2 separate regions of the Homo sapiens genome follow, and region 2 is linked to region 1. Evidence: read pairs that join two places in POLR2A ChIA-PET (ENCODE). Cell type or tissue: endothelial cell of umbilical vein. All regions are shown on one strand. Links, peaks and the distances in the headings refer to the core of each region. The heading gives the core; the rest is flanking DNA. Region 1 overlaps ZFAND6 (zinc finger AN1-type containing 6). Region 2 has its middle 27 kb from the start of ZFAND6.

Evidence for each region. Peaks named below come from ENCODE experiments on the same cell type or tissue, not always from the same donor. Only the 100,000 strongest peaks of a DNase experiment are listed, where the experiment ranks them.
Region 2: POLR2A ChIA-PET joins it to region 1 with 5 read pairs; 2 of 35 experiments call an interaction of 5 or more read pairs at or near these places.

The regions. Positions count from the first base shown.
Region 1 is chr15:80,130,853-80,135,248 of GRCh38, forward strand. ZFAND6 (zinc finger AN1-type containing 6) reads left to right here. Exons shown (of 7, transcript NM_019006.4): 6 at 328-441. Among named protein-coding and RNA genes, the nearest start is that of FAH, 20 kb to the right of the region's middle. In endothelial cell of umbilical vein, for the core only: no CTCF peak of the experiment used is centred there; no DNase peak of the experiment used is centred there.
Region 2 is chr15:80,030,102-80,034,497 of GRCh38, forward strand. No RefSeq gene overlaps it. Among named protein-coding and RNA genes, the nearest start is that of ZFAND6, 27 kb to the right of the region's middle. RefSeq lists enhancers at 1,904-2,649, 2,650-3,393, 3,394-4,137. In endothelial cell of umbilical vein, for the core only: no CTCF peak of the experiment used is centred there; DNase peaks (open chromatin) are centred at 2,690, 3,370 and 3,560; H3K27ac peaks cover 1,445 bases.

The DNA.
Region 1 (4,396 bases), core at 152-4,151:
ATTCAAGTAGTATTTGTTTATGTGCCTTTTATTGATTAAATTTGTAGTTACTAGAAAAATTAGAAAGTACAGTTAAAACCTAAAGAAAGTCTATAAAACCACTGTTAACATATCATTACATATTCTAGATTATTTTCTACATGCATATATACATACATTTAACAAAAAGGGGTCATATTTTTGTAAACAACTTTGTAATTTAATGACTAGTTTTCTGTGCTAATAAATTCCTCAGTATCCTCTGAATAATAGACTAGGGAGGGTGGGATGAGGAATAGCAAAATCTTACAGAATAATTAAATTTTGCCACCTTCGTATTTTTGTTAGCTTCAGTATCAGACACAGCACAGCAGCCATCTGAAGAGCAAAGCAAGTCTCTTGAAAAACCGAAACAAAAAAAGAATCGCTGTTTCATGTGCAGGAAGAAAGTGGGACTTACTGGTAAGGACCTAAATCAAATGTTTAAAATTAAAATGATGTTTTATAATAATGCATAGCTTACTGTTGTTGACTTCAATTAAGATTGTTCCTGTTCCCTTGAGAGTTAATATTGGATATACTTCACCTTCTGAATTTTCTTAAGGAAATAAAAATAGCTTTGATTATACACCTAAAAGTGAAATGAATAGCTTTTTTAAAAAAAGTTTTATTTCAGTTGAATTTAGAAGTATTAGACAAATAAGGTTAGTGTGCCAGATTCTGTGAAAGGTCAAAGATGTGGCTCCTGCTTTTAAGGAGAGAATATTTTGAAGTACTTGGTAAACTGGAAGTACTTTCTATATATAAAATAGGGCTAATCATACGTTGTTGTGTGGGTTCAGTGAGTTAAGACATGTAAGCAGTTAGCCCAGTGCTGCCACACAGTAAGTAATTAATATATGTTGGCTACTGTAACATAGCTATCAGATGCAGATGGTGGTGGGAGGGAGAAAGAAATGTTCAAAAGCATTTAGCAAAGAAAGTACATGAAGTGCAGTCAGATTGCTCTGGGAATTCAGGGATGAGAGTAACTAATTTACATTTTAAAATGGTAGTTCTTAGAGGCCCAGCAAGGAAAGGACCATGAAGGCAGAATGTTTCAGTGTGTCTTGAACAGTGAGTAGGACTTATAACTGATGGAAATAGGGGCATTTCAGGCAGAAAGAATAACTTGAAGAAAATGAATAGGGCATGTGCAGGGACCATGAATAGGGGAATGTCGCTGTGTAGCACATAATACGTGAACAAGACTGTTGTGTACTGCAGTCCAACAGGAATAAAGAAATAAGACTAAAAACTTATACAGTTGACTCTTGAACAACATGGGACTGTAGGGGTCCACTTAGAGTTTTTTCTAATACATTGGAAAATTTTTTGGAGATTTGCAGCAATTGGAAAAAACTCACAGATGAACTGTATAGCCTAGAAATATATTTTTTTAATTAAGAAGAGTTAGGCATGTCTTGAATGTGTAAAACATGTGTAGATACTTGTGTATTTTATCATTTACTACCACAGAATATGCACAAATCTATTATAAAAAATTAAAATTTTATCAAAACTTGCCTATACAATATGCAGATCATACATGAAGCCATTCATAGTCAAGAGAAATGTAAACAAATGTAAAGATGCAGTATTAAGTGAGAGTGGCAAAAAGTTACTGTGGTATATACTATACTTCTCTAATAATTTCATAGCCACCTCCTATTGCTATTGCAGTGAGTTCAGGTGCTGCAAGTATCCACTTAAAATGCCACACATTTTAATCGGCACTGATCACCTCTGTTTCAGCAGTTTGTCTCTGTAGTAAATTGCCTACCACAGTAAAAGGTAATCTCTTGTGGTTCTCATGTATTTTTCATCGTGTTTAATGCAATACTGTAAACTTTGAATAATACCATAAGACTCGTATAAAGTGATGCCACTAGCACTAGTGATACTGGAAGTGCTCCCAAGAAGAAGAGAAAAGTCTGACATTACAAGAAAAAGTTGAATTGCTTGGTATGTACCATAGATTAATGTCTGCAGCTGCTATTCTGCCATTTCAAGAAAAATGAATGATGTCTGCCATTTCAGGATAAATGAATTCAGTGTAAGGACTATTGTTAAAAAAAAAAAAAAGGAAATTTGTGAAGCCATCTCTGCAGCTATGCCAGCAGGCACAACAACTTTGTACTTTTTTATGAAATACCTTTTTATTTTGTATTGACAATGCAGCTTTTATGTGGGTGCAGGATTGCTATAAAAAAAGGCATACTATGATTCAAGAAAAAGTGAAGTCATTATATCACAGCTTTTAGATTCTAAAGCTGGAGACTTTAATGCCAGCAAAGGATGGTGTTTTTTTTTGTTTGTTTGTTTTTTGTTTTTTTTTTTGAAATGGAGTCTTGCTCTGTCATCCAGACTGGAGTACAGTGGCACTATCTCGGCTCACTGTAACCTCCGCCTCCTGGGTTCAAGCAATTCTCCTGCCCCAGCCTCCCAAGTAGTTGTGATTACAGGTGTGTGCCACCATGCCCGGCTAATTTTTGTATTTCTTTAGTAGAGATGGGGTTTCACCACGTTGGCCAGGCTGCTCTCAAACTCCTGACCTCAGGTGATCCACCCACCTCAGCCTCCCAAAGTGCTGGGATTATAGAGTGGAACCGCCACACCTGGCCGGTTTGGTAATTTTAGAAAAAGGTTTGGCTTTGAAAAAGTCAAGATAACAGGAGAAACAGCTTCTGCCAGAAAAGAGGCAGTAGGTTCCCAAACTACATTAAGAAAGTTCCCAAACTATATTAAGTTGTTGGAGAAAGAGTATCTGCCTGAACAAGTTTTTAATGCAGACAAAAGTGCCCTATTCTGGAAGAAAAAGGTCACAAAGATCTAAGGAAGAAAAGTGAATACTAGGACTTAAGGCAGGAGGAGATCGTCTAACTTTACTGTTTTGCGCAAATGCAGTTGGGTTTATGATCAGAACTGCCATTACCTATAAAGCTGCTAACCCGAGTCTTGAAGGGAAAAAGATAAACACCAGCTGCCAGTCTTTTGGTTGTACAACAGGAACGCTTAAACAATATGAACCCTTTTTCGTGATCGGTTACATTAATGCTTTGTCCCTGAAATCAGAAAGTATCTTGCTAGTAAGGGACTGCCTTTTAAAGTTGTTGGGTTTTTTTTTTTTTTTTGAGATGGAGTTTCACTCTTTTCGCCTAGGCTGGAGTGCAGTGGCGCACTCTCCACTCACTGCAACCTCCTCCTCCTGGGTTCTAGCGATTCTCCTGCCTCAGCCTCCCTAGTAGCTGGGATTACAGGCGTACTCCACCATGCCCAACTAATTTCTTTGTATCTTTAGTAGAGACGGGGTTTCGCCCTGTTGGCCAAGCTGGTCCCAAACTCCTGATCGCAGGTGATCCGTCCACCTCAGCCTCCCAAAGTGCTGGGATTACAGGCACGAGCCACAGCTCCTGGCCTAAAGTTGTTTTGATATTGGACAATGCCCCTGGCCACCCAGAACCTCATGAGTTCAGCACTGAAGGCGTCGAAGTGATAAATGCTTGCTCCCAGAGAAGCATCTCTAATTCAGCCTCTAGGTCAGGGGTCGTAAAGACCTTTCAGGCTCATTACACATGGTACTCTTTGGAAAAGATTGTCAGTGCTATGGAAGAGAACCCCAATAGAGGGAACATCATATCATTGAAGATACCATTATTGTTTAGAAAAAGATGTGAAAGCTCTCAAGCCTGAAACAACAAATTTTTGCAGGAGAAAACTCCAGATGTTGTGTGACTTCACAGGATGGAAATCATGATAGAGATTGTGGATATGGCAAGAAAGGTTGGGGGTTAAGGATTTCAAGATAGGGATCTTGGAGATATTCAGGAGCTAATAGACACCAAACCAGAAGAATTAACAGAAGATGACTTGATGGAGATGACTGCTTCCAAACCACTGCCAGACAGTGAGGAAGAAGACATAGAAAAAGAGAAAAAGCGTGCAAGAAAACAGATTGACACTAGACAGTCTGACAGAAGGGGTCTGATTATTCAAGACTGCTTTTCACTTCGTTTGCAACGTGGACCGTTTGGTGATATGAGAACTGAAACTAAAGCAAATGGTGGAAGAAGGATTGGTACCATATGGAAACAATTTAGAGAACAAAAAAGCAGAAAAGTCAGAAATTACATTGTATTTCCATAAAGTTACACCAAGTATGCCTGCCTCTCCAGCCTCCCCTTTTACCTTCTCCACCTCTGCTAACCCTGAGACAGCAAGACCAACCCCTCTTCTACCTATTCAATGTAAAGACAAGGATGAAGACTTTTATGATGATCGACTTTCACTTAATGAATAGTAAATATATTTTCTCTTCCTTGTGATTTTCTGAATAACATTTCCTTTTCTCTAGCTTACTTTATTATAAGAATACATT
Region 2 (4,396 bases), core at 284-4,283, 100 kb before region 1:
TCACCTGAATGGATTCTGTATGCCATTAGCTTCCAAATCAAAGTCTGAGGGAGAAGTGTCTGAATGACAGTGACTAGGCCATGTGCCGGTGCCTTGGACGCAAGGAAATCTGAGAAAGTACGAGTTGGGCATTTTTCGCTTTATGGTGGGAGGTAGGCTCTGCCTTATAAAGTTTGCAAGAGGGTTTAAATGCTAGATGGCCCTTTTGGGCTAAGATGATATGGTGGAGCCACAAGAGGGAAGGAGTCTGGTCCCCTAAACCACCATGTCACCTTGTTGCCATGCTGATCTGAAATACCTGCATCGGATTGTCATGTGGAGCAAAACAAAAATAAAATAAAATAAACCCAAAACATCTATAGTGTTAAGCCACTGAAATTGTAGAATTTATTTCTTATGGCAGATAGCAGTATTATCTTAACTACCATAGTGGCCCAAAATCATTTTAAATTTCCACTTGATTGCCTCAGCAGATTCTTAAATTCAGGAGTCATCCTCTTTATCCTACACCTCCAGATTTGCTCTCCTTTGTTTCCAGCCTCCCTAGCCCTCAGTCAGAAGCTTGGCTGTCACCTTGCACTCCTCCCTCTGCTTCACCCCTGACATTCAATCAGAGACCAAATTCTGCAGATTCCTGCTGTCAATTCCCTCCTCAGCTTTTCCACTTTTACTGTCTTGGCCCATTCACCAATTCTCATCTCTTTTCTGCTCTGACTACTGGATCAGTCTCTGAATGTGTCCTTGCCTTTACTCTGCCTCAGCTCCAGTTCATTCATCCATTCATCCATCCATCCATCCATCCATCCATCCATCCAACCAACCATCCATCCAACCAACCATCCATCCATTCAACCATCCAAGCATTCATCCATCTAAACATCCAATCATCCATCCCATCCATCCAACCTTCCAATCATCTATCCATCAACCTATGCAATCATCTATCCATCAACCTATGCAATCATCTATCCATCCATCCCATCCATCCAACCATCATCTATCCATCCACTTAATTTATATGTATTAAATACATTACCAGGGGTTAGACAGTATAAATGTTATAATAAATGAGTCCTTGACAGAGGACCAAGTGTTGGGGAGACCAACGCTAATGAAATAGTCTCACTAATAAATATGTAATTACAGGTGCTATGAAAGAAAATTACAGGTTGCTGTGAGAACATCATAATGGGGCTCTGAACTGGTTAAGAGGTCAGGGACATCCTCCTTGAGGAGGTGACTTTTGAGCTGAGGTCTAAAGGCTAGAGGAGGTAAATTGGTCAAGGAGATGGGGACTATGATCTTTCAAGCAGAGGGAACAGTGAGTGTGAAGACTCTGAGGCAGGGAGGAGCTGGACACATTTGGGAAGCCAAAAGTCCAATGTGGTAGAAGAACCAGTCTTTTTTATCATGGTATTCCCAGGACCTAGCAGGGTGTCTGACACATAATAGGTGTTTCAAGAGCTTGTTGAAGGAGCCCATGAATGAATGAAGAGATGGGTGGTGGAGACAGATGGATAAAGAAATGGAACTGTAATCATGGCACAACGTACCACTGAAAAACAGAGCTGCAGCCTCCTTGCTGGTCTCCTTACTTCAGGTTTGGCCACCTCCAATCCCTACTCCACCCTATGGCCCCAGGAGCTTAGGCCATTATAGCACTTATCACACTGGATATAATTGACTGGTTATTGTCTCCCTCCTCCTCCATAATGAGCTCCACAGAAACTTGTTTACCAATAGAGTCCCAGCACCCAACCCACTGCCTGCAAAGAGGAAGCATTGCATATAAAAATTTAATGCGCTGGTAGGCATAGGAGGCAAACACCCAGCATCAAAGTCAATTGGGCAGGAGAGGGTGGAGTTGAGAATGAGTAAAACACAGTCAGCTGCCAGTGTCAGCCAGCACAGGAGGGGCTGAGAGCCAAGTGGAGCACTTACATGCCAGTGGCATTTGACAGTCATATATAGAGACAAGCCTAGAGCCTGCAGAGATGAGCAAGAAAGCAGGTGCAGGAGATGCAAGGAGGAGCTGCAGGGCAGGCCCACGTCAAACAGGGGATGGCATCCTTTTGGCCTTTAAAGAGCTTGGCTTACACCTGTCAGGTCACACAACGCCCTTCAAAAGAAGGCACCCATACCTCCTGACACTTAACTTCTTTTTTTTTTTTTTTCTTTGAGACGGAGTCTCGCTCTGTCACCCAGGCTGGAGTGCAGTGGCACGATCCCGGCTCACTGCAAGCTCCGCCTCCTAGGTTCATGCCATTCTCCTGCCTCAGCCTCCCGAGTAACTAGGACTACAGGCGCCCGCCACCACGCCCGGCTAATTTTTTGTATTTTTTAGTAGAGACGGGGTTTCACCGTGTTAGCCAGGATGGTCTGGCTCTCCTGACCTCATGATCTGCCCGCCTTGGCCTCCCAAAGTGCTGGGATTACAGGCGTGAGCCACCACGCCCAGCCTTAACTGCTTTTCCTACTGCATCTTGGCTGTGTGTGTGTGTGTGTGTGTGTGTGTGTGTGTGTGTGTGTGTGTGTATAATGCATCCCCTAGGAGGACATCCTGTTTCTAGCCTCTGCACCTTCCCAATGCCCAGCCCAGTGCCTGACTCAGTGCCTGAGTAAATGTGCGTTGGAGGAATGAACAGCCAGCAAAAGAGAGAAGACATTGGGCCTGGCAGCAAAGCAGCTGGAAGGGAGGCCCCTAAACAAACAGAGCCTCTGCCAGGAAATCTAACAAACGAGGCCCCATGGACGATTGTGAGTTGTTGTTTGAATGCTTCCTGTTTGCTGGCTTGAAACCAGACTTCCTACAGTGTCTATTCTGGTCCTCTCACTTTGACTTACCGCTTTTCAAAATGATCAGTTTCACCATTCATTCTGCCCTTTTGGCTCCTAGTTTCTGCAACAGACAGATTGAATCTTCATGCATTTATTCATGAAACACTTCTGGAGTCCCTATTATGTGCGATACACTAAGTCACCAGACTCAGGATTCTATGAGAGAACCTGGTGGGAAAGACAGCTACAAATAAAAATTCACAATCTAGAGTGATAAGAGAACGAAACACCAGGGTGACACTGGGGAGCAGACACTCACACCAAAATAATATATGATTGTGTTTTTCCTGAATTCATTTCCTCATATATGAGTGACTAATGAACAAGATTGGAGGTATTTGGGTCAGGAATGCCACTAATTGTTTCCCAAACACCCAGCTGTGTGGTCATTCAGGGCAGCTGGGAACAAACACCAGCCCAACAGTGTTCAAACTTCCAAGGACCAAGCCTGGGGGCTTTGCCACAGCACCAGCAATTACTCATTTGGCATGCGGCCACTCCTCACTCAGCCCCAAGGACCTCAGTCCTGCACTAGAGGGGTTTCCTGGGACAATGCTAAAACCAAACCAGTTCTGGGCAAACTGGGACAGTTGGTCACACTGAAGTCTGTGGGCTTTGCTGAACTTGCAGGTCTGCACACACGCCAGGACAGCTGGTCTGGATCGGGGATAATAGAGGGAGAGGCATTAACTGCTGCGTGGAATCTTAGCCTCAGCACCTGCCTCTCTAATCTGGCACCCTGCCAGCCCCAGCTCCTAAGATGCAGGCCACTCACACTTCCTGCCTGCTGACTCAGCCACACCTCGGCTGCTTAGTTAGTCCTGATGGAGGCAGGACAAGTGGCCTTGAGCCAGTGAGGAGGGTGGAGACCCTGCTGCTCTTCATCACTCTATCCTTAGCAGCTAGCATGGTACTCCATGGAGCAGGGGTTCACTAATGAATGAGTTAAGAGTGGTCTTATGGCCGGGCGCGGCGGCTCACGCCTGTAATCCCAGCACTTTGGGAGGCCGAGGTGGGTAGATCATGAGGTCAGGAGTTCGAGACCAGCCTGGCCAAGATGGTGAAACCCTGTCTCTACTAAAAATACAAAAATTAGCCAGGCATGGTGGCGCACGCCTGTAGTCCCAGCTACTTGGGAGGCTGAGGCAGGAGAATCACTTTAACCCAGGAGGTGGAGGTTGCAGTGAGCCGAGATCGTGCCATTGCACTCCAGCTTGGGCGACAAGAGTGAAACTCTGTCTTAAACAAAACAAAACAAAACAAACAAACAAAAAAAAGAGTGGTCTTAGTCTCTCTCTGTTCAGTGGGGCTTAAAGCCTCTGACTCCTGCCATGTACTCCCCTCTACCCGCCTCCTAAATTCTCTTCTGTTGCAACTGAAATACGGGACACCAAGACCCCAGGGACCAAGCCAGAAAATGCATGCTGCCTGAAACCCAGCCGTTTCTCACTTTCCCACTCCATGGGGACTCTTTTAAGGCTGCGCAGGCCCCTTTGGCCAATATCTGACTGCCGCCTGCCCCCTTCCCCCCTGAAGTGGCCTTGCCTTTTGCCTGCCA